Regions from separate parts of the Homo sapiens genome. Here region 1 is linked to region 2. The links are chromatin contacts, found by Hi-C in ENCODE. All regions are on one chromosome and are shown on one strand. The core of a region is the stretch at or near the end of the contact, and the rest is flanking DNA. Distances in the headings are between cores, read along the strand shown.

Region 1 (3,828 bases), core at 1-2,500, 7.1 Mb before region 2:
AGTATGTACTTGTCTTCTGGTCAAAGCCCTTGCTTCGTTCTGGGGCAAACTAGGCTAAATGGAGGACAAACATGCTCGTAGGCTAACACTATACTTCCGCTGGGTTCCTGCATGGGAGCTGTTACTTTAAGCAACTAAGAAAAGCCGAAGGAAGAAGTCAATAGGAATTTCACAACTACATTTCTACTTCAACCTTGCCACCGAGAGTTTTCTTTTTCTTTCACGGGCTTAGAGACTAAGTCATCACAAAAGAGCTGCTACAAATGCGGCTGCTGAAAGCGAAAATTCAGCTCAAACTACTGGGCTGAGGTCAGCACACGGAATTACTCAGCCTAGACGTCACCCGATAAACGCTGCTCTGTGCTGGGCACTGCGGCCCCAGACCTAGTGCCCCCGGAGGGTGGCGCCGCCCGGGCCTTGGCTAACGCCGAGCGACGCGGGGTGGGAAGGGCGGCTCCACCGCGGATATCGGAAGGGGTCCCGGCCCTGGCGAGCCCAGCCCGAGGTGGAGAGCCTGCGTCACGTGGCGGCCCGCGCCCGTCCGCCCGGCCTCCGCGGCCCCTCCCGGACGCTTCCCCGGCAGGCGGGGGCGGGCACATGGGGCGCCGGCGCGCGGCCCGGGCCCCGAGTGCCGGCCTCCCGGCCCCTCACCTTCGTCACAGCCTTGGTGGCGGCCCCTGGGCCCGCAGCCCCCGCGCTGGCGGTCCCGCCGTCACCCGGCCGGGTCCCCGCGCCCGCCCCGCCGCCCGCCGCACCCGCGGCTCCACTGCTTCCGCCGGCGCTGCCCGCTGCGCCCGCGGCACTCGCCGCCCGGTTGCTCCGCTCCTTCTTCTTCTTCTTGTCCCTCTTGGCAAAGAAGTTGTCCAGGCTCCGCTCCTCCGTCTCAGCCATGGCCTCGGCCTCCTCGACCCGGATGGGTGGGGCCGGCGGCGGGCGCGGCCCGCGGGGCTCCGAGCTCGGGGTCGAGGCCGGCTCTGCGCTCACGCTGCCGGGCGCGGCGACGCCTCAGCCCCGCGGGGTCGCCGAGGCGTGCGCGGCGAGACGGGCGGCTCCCCCTGCGTGCTGGCGAGCGGTGGTACGGTCCGCCCGGGGGCTCGCGCGCCGCCGCTGTCGCCCGAGGCTGCCGGGGCTGCCGCTGCTGCTGCGACGGCGGAGCAGGATTCCGCTCTCCCCACAACCTGAGGGGAAAAGGCACGCGCGAGCCAGAGGTTCTGGCGAGAGTGCTCGGCTAGCAGCGGCGCGTGCCGGAGGAAGAGGCGCGCGCGCAGGCCTGGAGAGGAGGGGAAGGGAGTGGGGAGGGGAGGGAGAGGGAGGAGGGAGGGCGGGCCGCTAGAAGAGAGAGGAAGCGCCTGCGCCTGCGTATTTTGCTCTGCCTGCCGCTGTGGGATCGCCAAGGGGCGGGCGGCGGGAGGAGATGGAGGCGGAGCTGGAAAGAGAGCCAATCAGGTGCCAGGACGAAGCTCTTAGGTGACAATCCCTGACCCAGACGGGGCGGAGTCCAAGCATGGGGGCGGGGAGAGGAGGGCATATGCAAAATAAGTGACGTGCCGGGCGACTCCGGTTTCCCGATTGGCCGAGGGTTTAGTCTTGAGGGCGGGCATGTTGAGGGCTGGTTGATGACTTGGCTAAAGAGGTCCAGCAGGAGGGGCAGTGGGTTCCTTTTGGACGCATGCGCAGGATGCACGTGTGTTTCCTGGCCCAGAACAAACCGTGGCCCCATAGTAGTCGTTTGAACTGTCGCGAAACGGACAGGCACTGCGTTAAGCCAACTGTGTTAAAGATTGTTCCTCTCCTCTGATCGCTTCTGTACTTCCACCCCCTCTGGAGTGGCAACCATTACTTTTCTTCTTTACCGGTTGATTGTGAAAGTGAGAGGAGCAGTGAGCCTGAAGTTTAGGTCCCATTTACTAAAAGATCTTTCATAGGCTGGTTGGTAGGTAGAAAGGGATTTTGTCTGAACTCCACCCTCTGGATTATGTTTACCAAGGTCAAGTTCAATAAATCCTATCGTCAAGTCCCTAATCTGTAAAGTGGGTATACTATTTCTTACAAGATAGGGGGATGGAGGGAAGAGAGTCAACATTATTAGCTGCTCAGCACATTGCTTAACGCCCTGACTTGAGTCTAGATGATGATACAGTTTATCCTTAGCTTCTATCCCTGATAAAAGGAGGGGACTGTCTTATCATAGGGGTGGAGACCAAAATGCCCAGGCGAAAGCCAGGTTTAAATGGGTTTAAAGCCCATTTAAATACCCTTGGGGCCTTGAAAATGAAATGAATTCTATATGCAAAAGGTGGTCTAAAGTAAGCTCTTAAACTTTCTACTTCCTCCTTCTAAAAGCAGAAGAGGGAGCTGTCACAACCATTGAGGAAATGACTCAGACAAATGTTGGTAGCCATATGGGGTAGATAGAATCCAGCCAGTAAATGGAGAGACTTCTTCGTCTTTTCCTTTACAGTTACCCCATTAAAGTTTCTCTTTTCCTACCCCCTACTTACACTGCTATTAAAGAATTAACTTCTGGCTGGGCGCGGTGGCTCACGCCTGTAATCCCAGCACTTCAGGAGGCCGAGGCAGGCGCATCACCTGAGGTCAGGAGTTCGAGACCAGCCTCACCAAAATAATGAAACCCCGTCTCTACTAAAAACACGAAAATTAGCCGGGCGTAGTGGCTAACGCCTGTAATCCCAGCTACAGGTTGAGGCTGGAGAATTGCTTGAACCCGGGGGTGCGGAGGTTGCAGTAAGCCGAGATCGCCTCATTGCAATCCAGCCTGGGCAACAACAGTGAAACTCCGTCTCAAAAAAAAAAAAAAAGTCTAACTTCTGAATGTCAAAAGAAATCAAGGACCTAGCCTTGGCCAGCAAGTAGCTTGAGCTTATACATATACTATTCCCCAAACATGAACAGCTCCCAAGGTGACTTCCTTCTATGACAACATATATCTTCCTGTGATGCAGGCCAGGTTCAGTACTGCCCATCACCATCACCCTCCCTTACCATCGCTAATCAAATTTATTTTCTTTCTTTTTTTTCTTTCCTTCTTTTTTCTCCCTTCCTCTTTTCTTTCCTTCTTTTCTTCCTCCCCCCTCTTTCTTCCTTCCTCCCTCCCTCTCTTTCATTTATTTATTTATTTATTTACTTACTTATTTTTTGAGGCAAAGTCTTGCTCTTGTCACCAGGCTGGAGTGCAATGGCATGTCAGCTCGCTGCAACCTCTGCCTCCCAGGATCAAGCGATTCTCCTGCCTTAGCCTCCTGAGTAGCTGGGATTACAGGCACCCGCCACCACACCCAGCTAATTTTTGTATTTTTAGTAGAGACGGGGTTTCACCATGTTGGCCAGGCTGGTCTCAAACTCCTGACCCTCGTGATCCACCCACCTCAGCCTCCCAAAGTGCTGGAATTACAGGTGTGAGCCACCATGCCCGGCCCTCTCCCTCTCTTTCTTTCCTCATCTATGAAGCACTTATTTTGCTATATTTCGGGCAAAGTGCTTTATTCAAAAGTGAGTAATTTGTGATTCCTGCATTCAATTCCCTTATAATCTAGAAGAGAAGATCTAGATATAAATAAGTTTCAGTTATTTATATCTTTCTTAAGTCCTTATCAATTCATCATTGTCTTGAAAGAATTAATGACTTGAGAAAATACACAGAAGGAACAGTAGTTGAGGGCTGACGCTGCAGAATTTCCCACTACATTTTTCAGTGTGATTGATGGCATGATCCCAGAACTTGATCATGTGTAAGAAATTCAGGTCAGGCCAGTAGAGAGACCAGTGTCTTTGTGGTTGTGTCATTGTTTGTAGTAATTCTCTCCTCTG
Region 2 (3,928 bases), core at 134-2,633:
GAGCAGGGAAGGAACTCAACAAAACAACGGGTGATGAGAGCTCTAAGAGCAAACAGATCAGACAGAGGTGGGAATACGGGACTGGGTAAGCATGTGCTTTGGATCAGAAGGGGCGCAGAGTCCTCCCAGAGGAATCAGAGATCAGCTGCGCCAAGTCTCTGAGGCTGGAACCAGCTTGGCTTGCTGGATGAACTGGGAAAAAGAGGTGGGGTGCGGGGGAGGGGTGGGGGGGGCAGCGGGAGAGTGGCGGGAAGTGAGGGCAAACAGGTAGGGGAGGGTAGACTAGCAAGGCCATAGGCGCCTTCGGGAGCAAGGTGGAGGTGAGCATAATTTGATGTGCAATTTTTAGATCATAAAACGGTGCCCCGTGGATGGGAGCGAGTGGAGCGGAGGGAGACCGATGACCAGCTAGTAGTTATTTTTCAGGTACCCAGGAATAAAGTGCGGGTTTGGATCTGAGTGGTGGTGAAGTTGAAGTGGAGGAGTCCAGATTGAATGCGGAGGTGTACGGTGAGGTGGGGGAGGGTGAGGACCGGAAACAGTAAGTAATTAAGCTGTTGCAGAGTGAGGTTGTGCCAAGTTTAGTAGGAAATACAGTTGGAAATACAGGCAGGGGTCCTGCGTATCAGGGAGGCCCCGTGTGCCGAGCAAGGACCTGGGCCAAAGCAAACGAGGTCTGTGCGCCAGCGGCGGCAGGCGAGCTTGCACTTAAGTGAGCTGGGGGTAGGCGTCCGGCCTGTTGGACAGGTTCGAATCCTGGATCTGCCGGCTGCCGAGTGACTCGAGCTCGCCGTCCCTGTTTCCTCACCCCTGGGTGACCGCGCACGCTTAATCAGCTCGGACAGGTACAGCCCCTGGGACGCAGTCAATGCCTACGAGAGGTTGCCTGTTAAGTGTCTGAAATATTAATACGATTCGAAGTCAAGACAAGCCTCGTCTTCCACGCCAGCGGGAACGAGAAGGAATCGCTCAGCGTTGGGAGCCTCACCCCGTCCCCTGTCGGTCCCGTGCCCCGCCGCTCGCCCTCGTAGGTGCCGGCGCTCCGCCCCCCGACCCCGCGCCCCGCCCCCCGACCCCGCGCCCCGCCCCCCGACCCCGCGCCCCGCCCCCCGACCCCGCGCCCCGCCCCCCGACCCCGCGCCCCGCCCCCCGACCCCGCGCCCCGCCCTAGTCGGTCCCGGCGCCCCGCCCCCGCCTCCGCCTCCGGCGCCCCGCAGCCCAGCCTCACGTCACGTCAGCCCAGCAGGCCTCGCGCATCGCCCGGCGGCGTCCGCGCACGCGCGGTTCCGAGCCGGACTCTACGCCGGGGCTTGGCGCGGATCGCGTCCCGGGGCGGCGCACGCACACCTGGGCGGGGCGCGGGCAGCTCTGCGTCCGAAGCTGCTCCGACGCCGTCGCTGGGACCAAGATGGACCTCCCGGCGCTGCTCCCCGCCCCGACTGCGCGCGGAGGGCAACATGGCGGCGGCCCCGGCCCGCTCCGCCGAGCCCCAGCGCCGCTCGGCGCGAGCCCCGCGCGCCGCCGCCTGCTACTGGTGCGGGGCCCTGAAGATGGCGGGCCCGGGGCGCGGCCCGGGGAGGCCTCCGGGCCAAGCCCGCCGCCCGCCGAGGACGACAGCGACGGCGACTCTTTCTTGGTGCTGCTGGAAGTGCCGCACGGCGGCGCTGCCGCCGAGGCTGCCGGATCACAGGAGGCCGAGCCTGGCTCCCGTGTCAACCTGGCGAGCCGCCCCGAGCAGGGCCCCAGCGGCCCGGCCGCCCCCCCCGGCCCTGGCGTAGCCCCGGCGGGCGCCGTCACCATCAGCAGCCAGGACCTGCTGGTGCGTCTCGACCGCGGCGTCCTCGCGCTGTCTGCGCCGCCCGGCCCCGCAACCGCGGGCGCCGCCGCTCCCCGCCGCGCGCCCCAGGCCTCCGGCCCCAGCACGCCCGGCTACCGCTGCCCCGAGCCGCAGTGCGCGCTGGCCTTCGCCAAGAAGCACCAGCTCAAGGTGCACCTGCTCACGCACGGCGGCGGTCAGGGCCGGCGGCCCTTCAAGTGCCCACTGGAGGGCTGTGGTTGGGCCTTCACAACGTCCTACAAGCTCAAGCGGCACCTGCAGTCGCACGACAAGCTGCGGCCCTTCGGCTGTCCAGTGGGCGGCTGTGGCAAGAAGTTCACTACGGTCTATAACCTCAAGGCGCACATGAAGGGCCACGAGCAGGAGAGCCTGTTCAAGTGCGAGGTGTGCGCCGAGCGCTTCCCCACGCACGCCAAGCTCAGCTCCCACCAGCGCAGCCACTTCGAGCCCGAGCGCCCTTACAAGTGTGACTTTCCCGGTAACCGCGCTCTCGGGGGCGGGCGGGCTGCGCGGTGTTGCAGGCAGGTCTGGGGTGCCACGTCCGCCCCACAGAGGGGCCTGCCAGACCTTAGCAAGCCGGGGACGCAGGCTCTTCGGGATTTGTATTCTAGCTCCTTCCATGTCATTCGATTTGAGATCTTGGCCCTGCCCTGCCGCAGGGATTCCGATGGCAGGTAGCGCAGATCACCACAGCTGCGCTTCCCAAAGGTGGCGGCAACAGATATCCTTAACCTGCTTGTGCTTGATGAAAGCGGCACGCATCTTCACAGAGTGGCACGGAGCTATGTGTCAGGTCTTTATTTTCCTCAGTCTCGTCATTTGTTTACGGGGTGCACACTCCGTGCTAGAGGAGCAGAGATGAATGTGGCCAGATTCAGGACCTTAACACGCTGGGAGGATAGCCACAGGTGTGCGCACATCCTGGCTTTTTTTGCCTTTTGCACTTTGATTTCCGTTGAACCTCACAGTTTTGTGAAGTTTTAAAAATTAGCCGTCTGTGAAGGTTAAAAACTGTCCTCTTTTACAGATGAAGAGACAGAGGCCGAGCCTTGTGGATAAAGTCCACTGCTGGTGGCTGGGCGCGGTGGCTCACGCCTGTAATCCCAGCACTTTGGGAGGCCGAGGCGGGCGGATTACGAGGTCAGGAGATCGAGACCATCCTGGCTAACACGGTGAAACCCCGTCTCTATTAAAACTACAAAAAATTAGCCGGGCGTGGTAGCGGGCGCCTGTAGTCCCAGCTACTCGGGAGGCTGAGGCAGGAGAATGGTGTGAACCCCAGAGACGGAGCTTGCAGTGAGCCGAGATCGCGCCACTGCATTCCAGCCGGGGCGACAGAGCGAGACACCGTCTCAAAAAAAAAAAAAAAAAAAAGTCCACTGCCTGTTCTTTCTCCTGTGTGTTGACCTGCAGTTGTTGGGAATGTAGGACTCCAACACAGTGAGCTCTTCACCAGGATGGGCAGCTTTCCCTGCTTTCACAGGGATAGGGTTCCTCCAGAAGGGCAAGAAAGGATTCCTCCCTGGAAAGGCAGAAGAATGGAGTCGGCTGGGTGGCAGAGCCCAGGTGGGGATTGTGGTCTGTGGTGAGGGCCCAGGAGGAAGGACCAGTCATTCAAACAGAAACTGGAATGTGTGCCTAGCATGCCCCTAACCTGTATATGCACACGGCTCTCCTTATAATGTCCTTAAACAAGAATTTTTAAAGGATGAGATGAGAATTATGAACGGGTTTTATTATTTTTTCCCTCGCATATGCCTGTGGACTGTCTTGCGCATTCCTCTTCAGAGAGAATGTGGCTTGAGGCCACTAGCTCAAAGTCTTTTTCAGTCATACACTCTTGGGAATCTGATGGTGGCTGTAGACCCTTTCCCTGCTAAAAGAGTATCATTCTGTGTATGACACTGGGAAGGTCAGGGATCCCGCCTGCTTCCAGGCATGAGGTCTCTTGAGGGTTTTGTGTTGGCTGATCCATGAGGCTTCTTGTGTTGAGATGAGATTAGATGGTTAGATGAGATTAGATGTTTAGAAGCAGGAGCAGGACCAGGGAAGCATCATCAAAGGGCCCAGACCTGAGTTTTCTGAAGGCCT

What was found. Hi-C counts contacts between places; a loop is a spot of excess contacts on that map. Pooled maps may share reads with other maps.
Region 1: a map of naive thymus-derived CD4-positive, alpha-beta T cell shows a loop between it and region 2 (19-fold over the local background). The contact joins the promoter of CDV3 here to the promoter of ZXDC in region 2. A Hi-C loop is called at or near these places in 2 of 168 maps with a recorded cell type or tissue (CD4-positive, alpha-beta memory T cell and naive thymus-derived CD4-positive, alpha-beta T cell) and 5 of 50 pooled maps.

The regions. Positions count from the first base shown.
Region 1 is chr3:133,571,108-133,574,935 of GRCh38, reverse strand. CDV3 (CDV3 homolog) reads right to left here and starts at 1,250. Exons shown (of 5, transcript NM_017548.5): 1 at 652-1,250. The coding sequence starts at 891. RefSeq lists silencers at 282-671, 702-811, 832-1,371 and enhancers at 1,752-1,921, 1,578-2,079, 2,022-2,261.
Region 2 is chr3:126,473,346-126,477,273 of GRCh38, reverse strand. ZXDC (ZXD family zinc finger C) reads left to right here and starts at 1,383. Exons shown (of 10, transcript NM_025112.5): 1 at 1,383-2,315. The coding sequence starts at 1,409. RefSeq lists silencers at 1,114-1,623, 1,694-1,953 and an enhancer at 2,511-3,036.